Regions from separate parts of the Homo sapiens genome. Here region 2 is linked to region 1. A link is a loop called in an ENCODE intact Hi-C map of the cell type or tissue named here. Cell type or tissue: IMR-90. All regions are shown on one strand. Each heading gives the region's core, and the rest is flanking DNA. Links, peaks and the distances in the headings are about the cores only. Region 1 has its middle 9.3 kb from the start of SST. Region 2 overlaps ADIPOQ (adiponectin, C1Q and collagen domain containing).

Region 1 (4,398 bases), core at 182-4,181:
AGGGCAGTCAACAGGGGTGGTGCTATCTTGGTCAGTGCAGGGTCTGGGAAATGAGGCCAGAAATCAATGGCCCCTTCCCCTGGAACAGTGGAAAATACATGGCAAAGTTTCCTTTTAAGATGATCCAGAAACCTCTATTTTGAAAAAGTATGATAGAAGCCACATAAACACAAAAATCACCCATGGAATGAAAGTATCTCTGCAACAGTTCCAATTTTCTCACACTCAAATTTATGAGTATTACTCTAGACAGGTGGTTCCTAACCTTGGCTTCACCCCAGGATTGCCTGAGAAACATTTATAAACCACAGATGCTTGGATCCCAACTGAAGTGATTCTGATTCACAGGTCTGGGCTGGGCTCAGATATCTGTATCTTTTAAAAGCTTAATTCTAGTCTGAAACTGGATTTTTACCGTCCTAGAAAACTATTAGGTCATAAACCACTGTCCACTGTCATTCCTCTCTTATCTCACTCAGCTCTGTTCCTTCTTCCCTCTCCCTGTCATCTTTCTCTTATATTTGTCTCTATTTTCTTCCTTTTTTTTTGCTTTCCTCTTGTCCCTGTCAATCCTCTGTCTCATTTTTCTTTTTTTTTTTTTTCTGGCTCCTATTTGTCTCTTCTTACTCAACCACTACTCCCCTTTTCCTTCTTGAGAACAGCAAGGGCGATGAGGTTGGCTTTGCCTTGTTGAGGTTAAAGCACCTGCTTCATTGACTTTCCTGTTATTACCCCTAGAGTTGAGGGCAGGGGCAGGACTGAAGCCAGAAATGGATCCACCTACTGACCAGAAACTAAAAAATGATCTAGTCCCACCCCTCAGTTTACATATGGAAAAACCAAAGCCAAGAGAAGGAAAAGGGCCCTCTCGAGGCCACATAACTAGTTTCAGAGTCAGAACCTCTGTTTTTTGTTTGTTTGTTTTTGTTTTTGTTTTGTTTTTGTTTTTGTTTTTGAGATGGAGTCTTGCTCTGTCACCCAGGCTGGAGTGCAGTGGTGTAATCTTGGCTCACTGCAACCTCTGCCTCCAGGGTTCAAGCGATTCTCCTGCCTCAGCCTCCCAAGTAGCTGGGACTACAGGGGAGCGCCATCACGCCCAGCTAATTTTTGTATTTTTAGTAGAGACGGGATTTCACCACATTCACCAGGATGGTCTCAATCTCTTGACCTTGTGATCCACACGCCTCGGTCTCCCAAATTGCTGTGAGCCACAGCGCCCAGCCGAACCTCTGATTTTTAATTCTATCTTCTCTCCTTGACACAAGTACACTGTGAGGTTCCTTGAATCTCTCTGACCAAGTGGTTGAAATACTCTTGCAAGATTGGCAATTCTTGTCCTGTTCTCTATGTATCCGGCAGTCAGCCAAATCCCATTCCCTGATAAGGGTATTAATCTACAGAGAAAGCTCTGGGGGTTCGTGTGCAGAGATTTGGAGATCCCCAGGTTGGACCTTCATGCTTTGTGTCTTTATCCTTCTGGCTGTGCATTTCCTAATCTTACAAAACAACCAGACCTGTCCTTTATCGCATGCTTCTGGGATGCTTCCGCCCACCAGAGAGAATGCTGTTGTTAAGCTGAGTTCTCCTGCCCTCTGCTGGCTTGACTGATAGAAGGCGCCATCTAAAATTTTAGGGCAGGATTTCATTCATTCTTTTATTTACTCCACCAACTTTCTAAGAGTGTTCACTATTAAAAAGGGTGCTCACTATGCACTATGTTATTGGTGCTGCAGTTGCAGAGAAGCATGCAAAATAAACTCTTCCTTCAAACATTCAATTATTAAACACTTTGTGCCAGTGTCTGGGCTGGGCATTCAGAGACTTGGCTTCAAAAAGAAGTCAAGATTTGGTAGCTTTTATAGATTTTTGTTCTGAGTCATAAAATCAAAGAATCAGCACTAACAGGGACTACAGATACCTTCTAATCCAGTGTATTCATTATAGCTCCTCTAATTAGGTCTAGAGTTCTCTGCACACAGTCCTTGGAGACTGTCAACATGGGGAGGACACCTGTCACAGGGATATTATTTCATTGATTAGGATTCTGCATAAAATCTCACAGAAACAAAGGGTTTCGAGGGGAAACAATGTTCGAAAACTGCAGATTTAATACAAACCCTCCTTTTGCATGTAATCCGAAAGCTTCCCAGCCTCACAAACCTGTACTTACAATCGATGTCACATTTTTAACTGATCTCACTGTTTACTGGCCTAATCCCTTTTTTTTTTTTCACCCATATCTCACTTTCTTTGCAAGGTCACCTTCTGGCCATGAGGCGGGGAGAGCTCCAAAGGAGGTTTTGCATGAGTTGAGCGCTCCCTCTTGTGGCTGTCCAGGATATTGCTTCTGTGCCTGGCCAGAGCTCCCTTGGTCCCAGGTCAATCCCAATGTTATGCCCAGAACTGAGGACGATTCCCTGATCCACAGCCCTCTTCATGCTGCTGTAAAGTGCCAGGGTGGAGTCTCATACACCGGTGGCTTTCAAACTTTTTGATGGGAACTTATGTGGGAAAGACATTTTACATCATGACCCAGTGCACTCATGCATGCCCACACATACATTTCTCAAAACAATATTTACCTTTATTTCTTACAATAAACTATGCTATTCCAATTATTTTCTATTTTGTTTATTTTTCTGTTTAATGCAGGTTGTAACTTGGTCATTAAGTGTGTGATCCACTCCTGAGTCACCAACATGAGTTTGGAATGCACTGCCTTGAGCCATGACCCACCTGCATGCACTCGGCTGGCACTTGGACCTTCTAGGCTGCCATTCTCTCCATGGCTACTCATTCCTAAAGAGTCACATGACAACAGTCCTTGCTGCCCTGGGATGCTGGAACTCCCCTCTTCTCTTATTTCTCTCCTCTGCCTTCCATCTTTTTAGAGGGTCTCACCGCAGAGCTGCTTAGGTCCCTGGTTGTTAAGACAGTGGTGTTTACCAAGAGCAGTGGGCTGAATGGTGGCCCACAAAAGACATGTCCACATTTTAACTCCAGGAACCTGTGAATGCAACTTTATTTAGGAAGAAAACAAAAGGATCTGTGCAGATATAAGTAAGTTGAGGATCTTCAGATAAGAGCATCCTGGATTATCCAGGTAGATCCTAAATCCAAAGATAAGGATACTTACAAGAGACAGAAGAGAAGACACAGACACAGAGACGAAGGCCACGTGAAGTCAGACACAGAGTGAAGGGACACAACCACAAGCCAAGGAATGCCTGGAGCCACCAGGAGCAAGAAGACACAAGGAATAATTCTACCCTATAGGGTAAGATTGGAAAGAGTGTGGCCTTGCTGACACCTCGATTTCAGATTTCTGTCCCCCAGAACTGCAAGAGAATACATTTGCCTTGTTTTAAGCTACTCGTTTGTGGCAATTTATTACAGCAGCCACAGGAAACACATATAGCCACACCTATCATTTCCCCAAGCTCCAAGGGGATCAGACAGAGCTGGATTTGAGTCTGTTCCACACCATACCCGGGACCACTGCTCCTTTCCAAACCCCAAGCTTTTACATAGAGTCGGGCCCATTCTACCAAACACCTTCTTCTTAAATATTAGATTAGACTAAGAAACTCTAGAGTCTGCTCTTGTGATGTTGCTCCTATTGCAAGACCCCACTTCACCACCCTCCCTTCTGGAAGACATGCTTCGGTCAGCTAAACCCCAACTGTGGACACGTTGGAATTTTTTCTCCCAAAGTTTCCTCAGATGTTATGCACATCAGTTTTTAAGGCTGGAAAGCAGGTGTAGCATGTCAGTAGGGATGGTGGGTTAGGTGTGAAGATAAAAGCCCAGAAGAGTGAAATGATTTGCCCAAAGCTGCACAGTAAATATGTGGCAGGTGGATGCTTTCTCTGAATGCTAACAACATAAATATGGAGAGTTTCAGGGGTTTTTCTCCCTTCCCACTGCATTAAAGGTAAGGTAAGATCAAGCCTACCTTTCTCAGGTATATTTTGCCTCAACTCAGCTTTTGACCTGTTTATATCACCAACTGCTTTGCTTGCTTAAGGGAAATCACTGCTCTCTCCTGTTTACCTCAGCTCTGCAGTTCCTTGCCATAAAAACTTTCTGATAAATTGGTGAACCAATGCCATGCCTTAGAGGAAAATAATAATAATAAACTATTGGCATAGCCGCATTTGAAAGCAGGAGTCACAGGGAAACAGATGTCAGCCTTGGGTTCTTAACAAGAGAACTAGTTCAGCAGAAAAACTGTGTTCTTAGAACCAGGGAGAGGCAAGATAAACTCTAGTCAGAAAAGATTCCCACAATGAGCAATGAGCACAGGAGAAAACTTCCCAATCTCCTCTAGTCCTTAGATTCCATGTCTGTCTAGAGCTGTTCCTTCAGACCCTAATCCTCATTTTCTTCTTTAAGAGG
Region 2 (4,398 bases), core at 166-4,165, 830 kb before region 1:
CAGACTACACCATTTGATCTTCCAACAAACAGAACACTGAAACGCATTACAGGTCAGAACAAATGATTTGTGCCTAAGCACCAAGACCGTAGAGCCCGTGCTCCCTATTCTACCCTATCCTGTCTCTCAAAATGATTGTGAGAATCGAATGAGACACTAGGTGAGAAAAGGGTTTTATAAATAGCATTTTAAAAATTTTTTAAAGTCCACAAAATTTTTAATTTTAATACAGATAAAATAGATCCCTTTGTTTTATAAAAAGTAACAAAATTTGTTATACAACAACTATGTTATTTATTAATTTTGCCTTTTTGTATGCTGCCAGGAAAGAAACATTAAGAAATCTTAAATTGATTATGGTGAATCAGAAGGTCTGCCTGGACTTTTTATTGCTCTAACTGTACAGCTGATCATACTACCTCATTTTTTTTTATGACACTTCAAGGGTGCGCTTAGCTTCATCACTCCTTCGTTGCCAAAAGCTTTGTGACCAAAAACAATTAAGCAGATTCCTGAGTCACTAAATGACACATAACCAGAGTTGAGACTTAGGAACTTTTAGTGCCATGCTAAGCCCACAGGGACACAACAAATAGCATTTTACAAAGGCAAAGAATTGTGACACTTGAGATTTAGCTTGTTGATCCTTGTAAAAGTTTTCTTTTTAGGCATAATTGAGTTTTAGATCATAGTACTCACTATTACTTAGTAATAATTTTTTTCTGATAGAAATACAGTGTAACAGGCCGGGCGCAGTGGCTCATGCCTGTAATCCCAGCACTTTGGGAGGCCGAGGCGGGCGGATCACTTGAGGTCAGGAGTTTGAGACCAGCCCGGCCAACATGGTGAAATCCCATCTCTACTAAAAATACAAAAAATTAGCCAGGTGTGGTCGTGGATTCCTGTGATCCCAGCTACTTGGGAGGGTGAGGCAGGAGCATCAGTTGAACCCAGGAGGCGGAGGTTGCAGTGAGCCAAGATGGTGCCATTGCACTCCAGCCTGGGCCACAAAGCGAGACTCCACTTCAGAAACAAAAAAAAAAGAGAGAGAGAAAAGAAGGAAGGAAGGAAGGAAGGAAGGAAAGAAGGAAGGAAGGAAGGAAAGAAGGAAGGAAGGAAGGAAGGAAAGAAGGAAGGAAGGAAAGAAGGAAGGAAGGAAAGAAGGAAGGAAGGAAGGAAGGGTAACAAGCAAAGTGTAACAATGGCAATATCTAAAAAAATAGGTATTTTTATATGTTTGTCGTTTTATATATATGACCCCCACTTTAGAGATGAGGAAACTGAGAGATTAAGGAAACGATCCCTGAGAGACTCTGTTCTGACTTCCAAATCGGTGAGCTTTCCATCGCATCACGGTGCCTCCGAAAGCATGACACGGAGCTTCTCAGACTCAGCTTCCTAATCCGCTAAACGGGATTATGTGAGATGAGGAACATGAGAACGCTGACATGGGTGAGGGTTCCTTGGAGTATCATTTTCATGTGGCATTTTCAAAACTTATTTTACCTAATCTTCCCAAAGCCCTGCTTTTGACTCTAATGTGTCTCCTGAGACTTGGAGAGCGCAAGATGCTAGCGACAGAGCAAGACTCCATCTCCAGATAAATAAATAAGTAAAATAAAAAAGAACACAAATAATTTTGAAAATTTTTTTGAAAATTAGGCACGTTTGCACTGACCTTCAATTGTTATTAATTGCTGGTTTCCCACCCAGAATTAAGTTGGAATGCAACTTTCTTTTACAATCAGAGTCCGTTCTTGGTCTTGGAAACTTCTGAGGCTCCTGTGCTAATCACACTCTTGTATTTTTGGCACCTCTACCCCGTGCCACTGTCATGGAACCCAGGCTGATCGCACCTATTAGTGGAGAAATCTGTCCATAATACTGAAGTTTGGGGACAAACAGTGTTCCCTTAGGGTAGGAGAAAGAGATCTTTATTTTTGACAAAGGGGGAGGAGCCAGAAAACTCCAGAGACCCCTGAGTTTGCCCTCTCTCCAAGGTTTGGGGTAAGCCCCCCGTCACCCTTTATCTCTGGGGCTTTCACATATTCTGGATTCTCTCCTCCTGTTTCCCAGCAGAAAAGGATGGAGCCTCACAGATTCTTCCCATTTCTGGAGAAAAACATGCATGGAGCTCAAAGTTCTTCTCAGGAGTTTTATTGCCAAAGCCATAATAAGAAAGGGTGGAGGTGACAAGCAGTGAGGAAGTTTAAAGATGCATGAAATCTGTAAAGTCTCAGAACAAGAATTCTCCTAAAATGCAAAAGGGGCTTTGCTGGTCTCCCCTTGGCTTCTCATGTAGCTCACCTCTTTTTTCTTATCTTGAGACTAGTCAAACCTAAGCTGTTTCTCATTTTATTTCCAGAAGCTATTGAGAACACTCTCCTGAATTCTTCAAATTCAGTAGAGGGCGACAAATGTACATATAAATGATGGTAGTGGGTCTTAAATAAAGACTCATGACACCTAAAGGGGCAGCACCTGAGTCTGATTGCACCTGTTTCTGTTGCTGTTTCTGTCTCTCTTCTCTCTGTCTGCCATTTCATTATCAATGGTTACTTTACTTATAAGATCATATTAGAACCTGATATTTGATAAATGATGCATCAGATCTATAGTGAGAGAAAAAATTAATGCAATTAAAGGTGTTGTAACAGCTAGTCTTCAAGTGGGGAGAAATCATTTGAGTACCTTAGGTCACAGCTTACATCAAAACAAAAAATCAGAGCTACATTAAAAAGTGAAATTTTAACTATATCAAACAATAGAAAAAAACAGAAGAAAATTGAATACTTACTAAATCTTAGCATGAATAAGAACTGTTTAACACTTAGAGGCAAGGACTGGGCGTGGTGGCTCATGCTTTTAATCCCAGGACTTTGGGAGCCCAAGGCGGGCGGATCACCTGAGGTCAGGAGTTTGAGACTAGCCTGGCCAACATGGTGAAACCCCGTCTCTACTAAAAAATGCAAAAATTAGCTGCGTGTGGTGGTGCATGCCTGTAATCTCAGCTACTTGGGAGGCTAAGGCATGAGAATCGCTTGAACCTGGGAGGTGGAGGCTGTAGTGAGCCGAGATTGTGCCACTGCACTACAGCCTGGGTGACAGTGTGAAATCCTCTCTCTCAAAAAAAAAAAAAAAAAAAAGCAAACTAGAGCAGTGAGGTACCATTATTTCCTTTGCTCACTAAACTGACAACACACAAATGTTTTTTATAATACCCAAAGCTGATGAGGGTAGTTAAGGTATGCCCTTTTATACACACACTAATGATGTACTACTGGTTGGCAGTATAACATATGCTGCCATGTGGGGATATGTATCAGGAGACTTAAAAATGTGCATACCTTTTGGTCCAGTAATTTACTTCTGGGAATCTGTCATAACAGAATAATAATCTTGGGGAAAGCTACATGCCTAAGGATATTTAAAATATTATTTAAAAATCAAAGTATAATTTCTTACAGAATATAAAATAATATTTTAAAATGAAAATATGCTAAAAGTTTGATGAAATATAAATGGTCAAATATATATTGATTATATCCACTTACTAGACTAGCACTCACTCTGAGACGTTAAAAATAGTCATTATAAAAACTAGAAAATGCCAAAGACAAAATAAAGGAATAAAGTTTTACATAAAGTATGATTCCACTATGTTTAAAAATAAACAGAGACATTCTTGGAGTTGAGTATTGTTTTCTTTTCTGTCATGTCCAAAGAACTATATAACTATTATTTTTAATGAACTATATATGTAATATATACATATAGTTTATATGTATATACAAAATTTATCTCATATATATGATAAAGATGAAAGATGAGTTGGATGTGCCACGTGAAGAGGGTAGTATAGAACCCCAGGTAATGGGGCATAGGAGTGGGATTCCAGATACCAGGCCCATGTTTTTGGGGTGAGATTGCCAATCACGGTCTTTCTTCCATCCCTCACAGAGGAGTAGGTTTGTCTTCAACAAACCTTCAGTTGTCCTGAAGACAAACCTAATTCTGGAGACTTCATATAATCTAGAAGAGACAAGCAAACTGATGAAAAATAGTGAATTTTTAAGGTAAAATAAAGTACATGGACTACACTTTGTTTAGAATCAGATTCTTGGGATTAACCACATTAACCCACAGAGGGTCTTAGTGATGCCTCTAATCCAGGATCCTAGGACCTATTTCTCTCTGTGAGATGCTTTCTCCCAACTCCTTGGTGAGAGTGGGAAGACTAAGACCTCAGCAATCTGAGGTGGAGGCCTAAGATCCCCCTAAGATCGGAGGCAGAATCTGAGAGGGGATAAAAGTCCCTATACCTGTATTGGGCCCTTTTCTGGGAGGGGGATATCAAAGAATGATTTTGAGACAGGGAGGCTTTTGACTACCTGTGCC

The links. A loop is a pair of places that touch in the nucleus more often than their neighbours do. Peaks named below come from ENCODE experiments on the same cell type or tissue, not always from the same donor. Only the 100,000 strongest peaks of a DNase experiment are listed, where the experiment ranks them.
Region 2: it touches region 1 in a loop (3-fold over the local background); 7 of 110 quality-filtered maps call a loop at or near these places.

What each region holds. Positions count from the first base shown.
Region 1 is chr3:187,677,484-187,681,881 of GRCh38, forward strand. No RefSeq gene overlaps it. Among named protein-coding and RNA genes, the nearest start is that of SST, 9.3 kb to the left of the region's middle. In IMR-90, for the core only: CTCF peaks have their summits at 1,595 (motif pointing left) and 2,325 (motif pointing left); DNase peaks (open chromatin) are centred at 1,578 and 2,298; H3K27me3 peaks cover 195 bases.
Region 2 is chr3:186,847,146-186,851,543 of GRCh38, forward strand. The region is part of intron 1 of ADIPOQ (adiponectin, C1Q and collagen domain containing); the gene reads left to right. Among named protein-coding and RNA genes, the nearest start is that of ADIPOQ, 6.6 kb to the left of the region's middle. RefSeq lists an enhancer at 1-4,398 and a silencer at 1-1,579. In IMR-90, for the core only: a CTCF peak has its summit at 2,416 (motif pointing right); no DNase peak of the experiment used is centred there; H3K27me3 peaks cover 376 bases.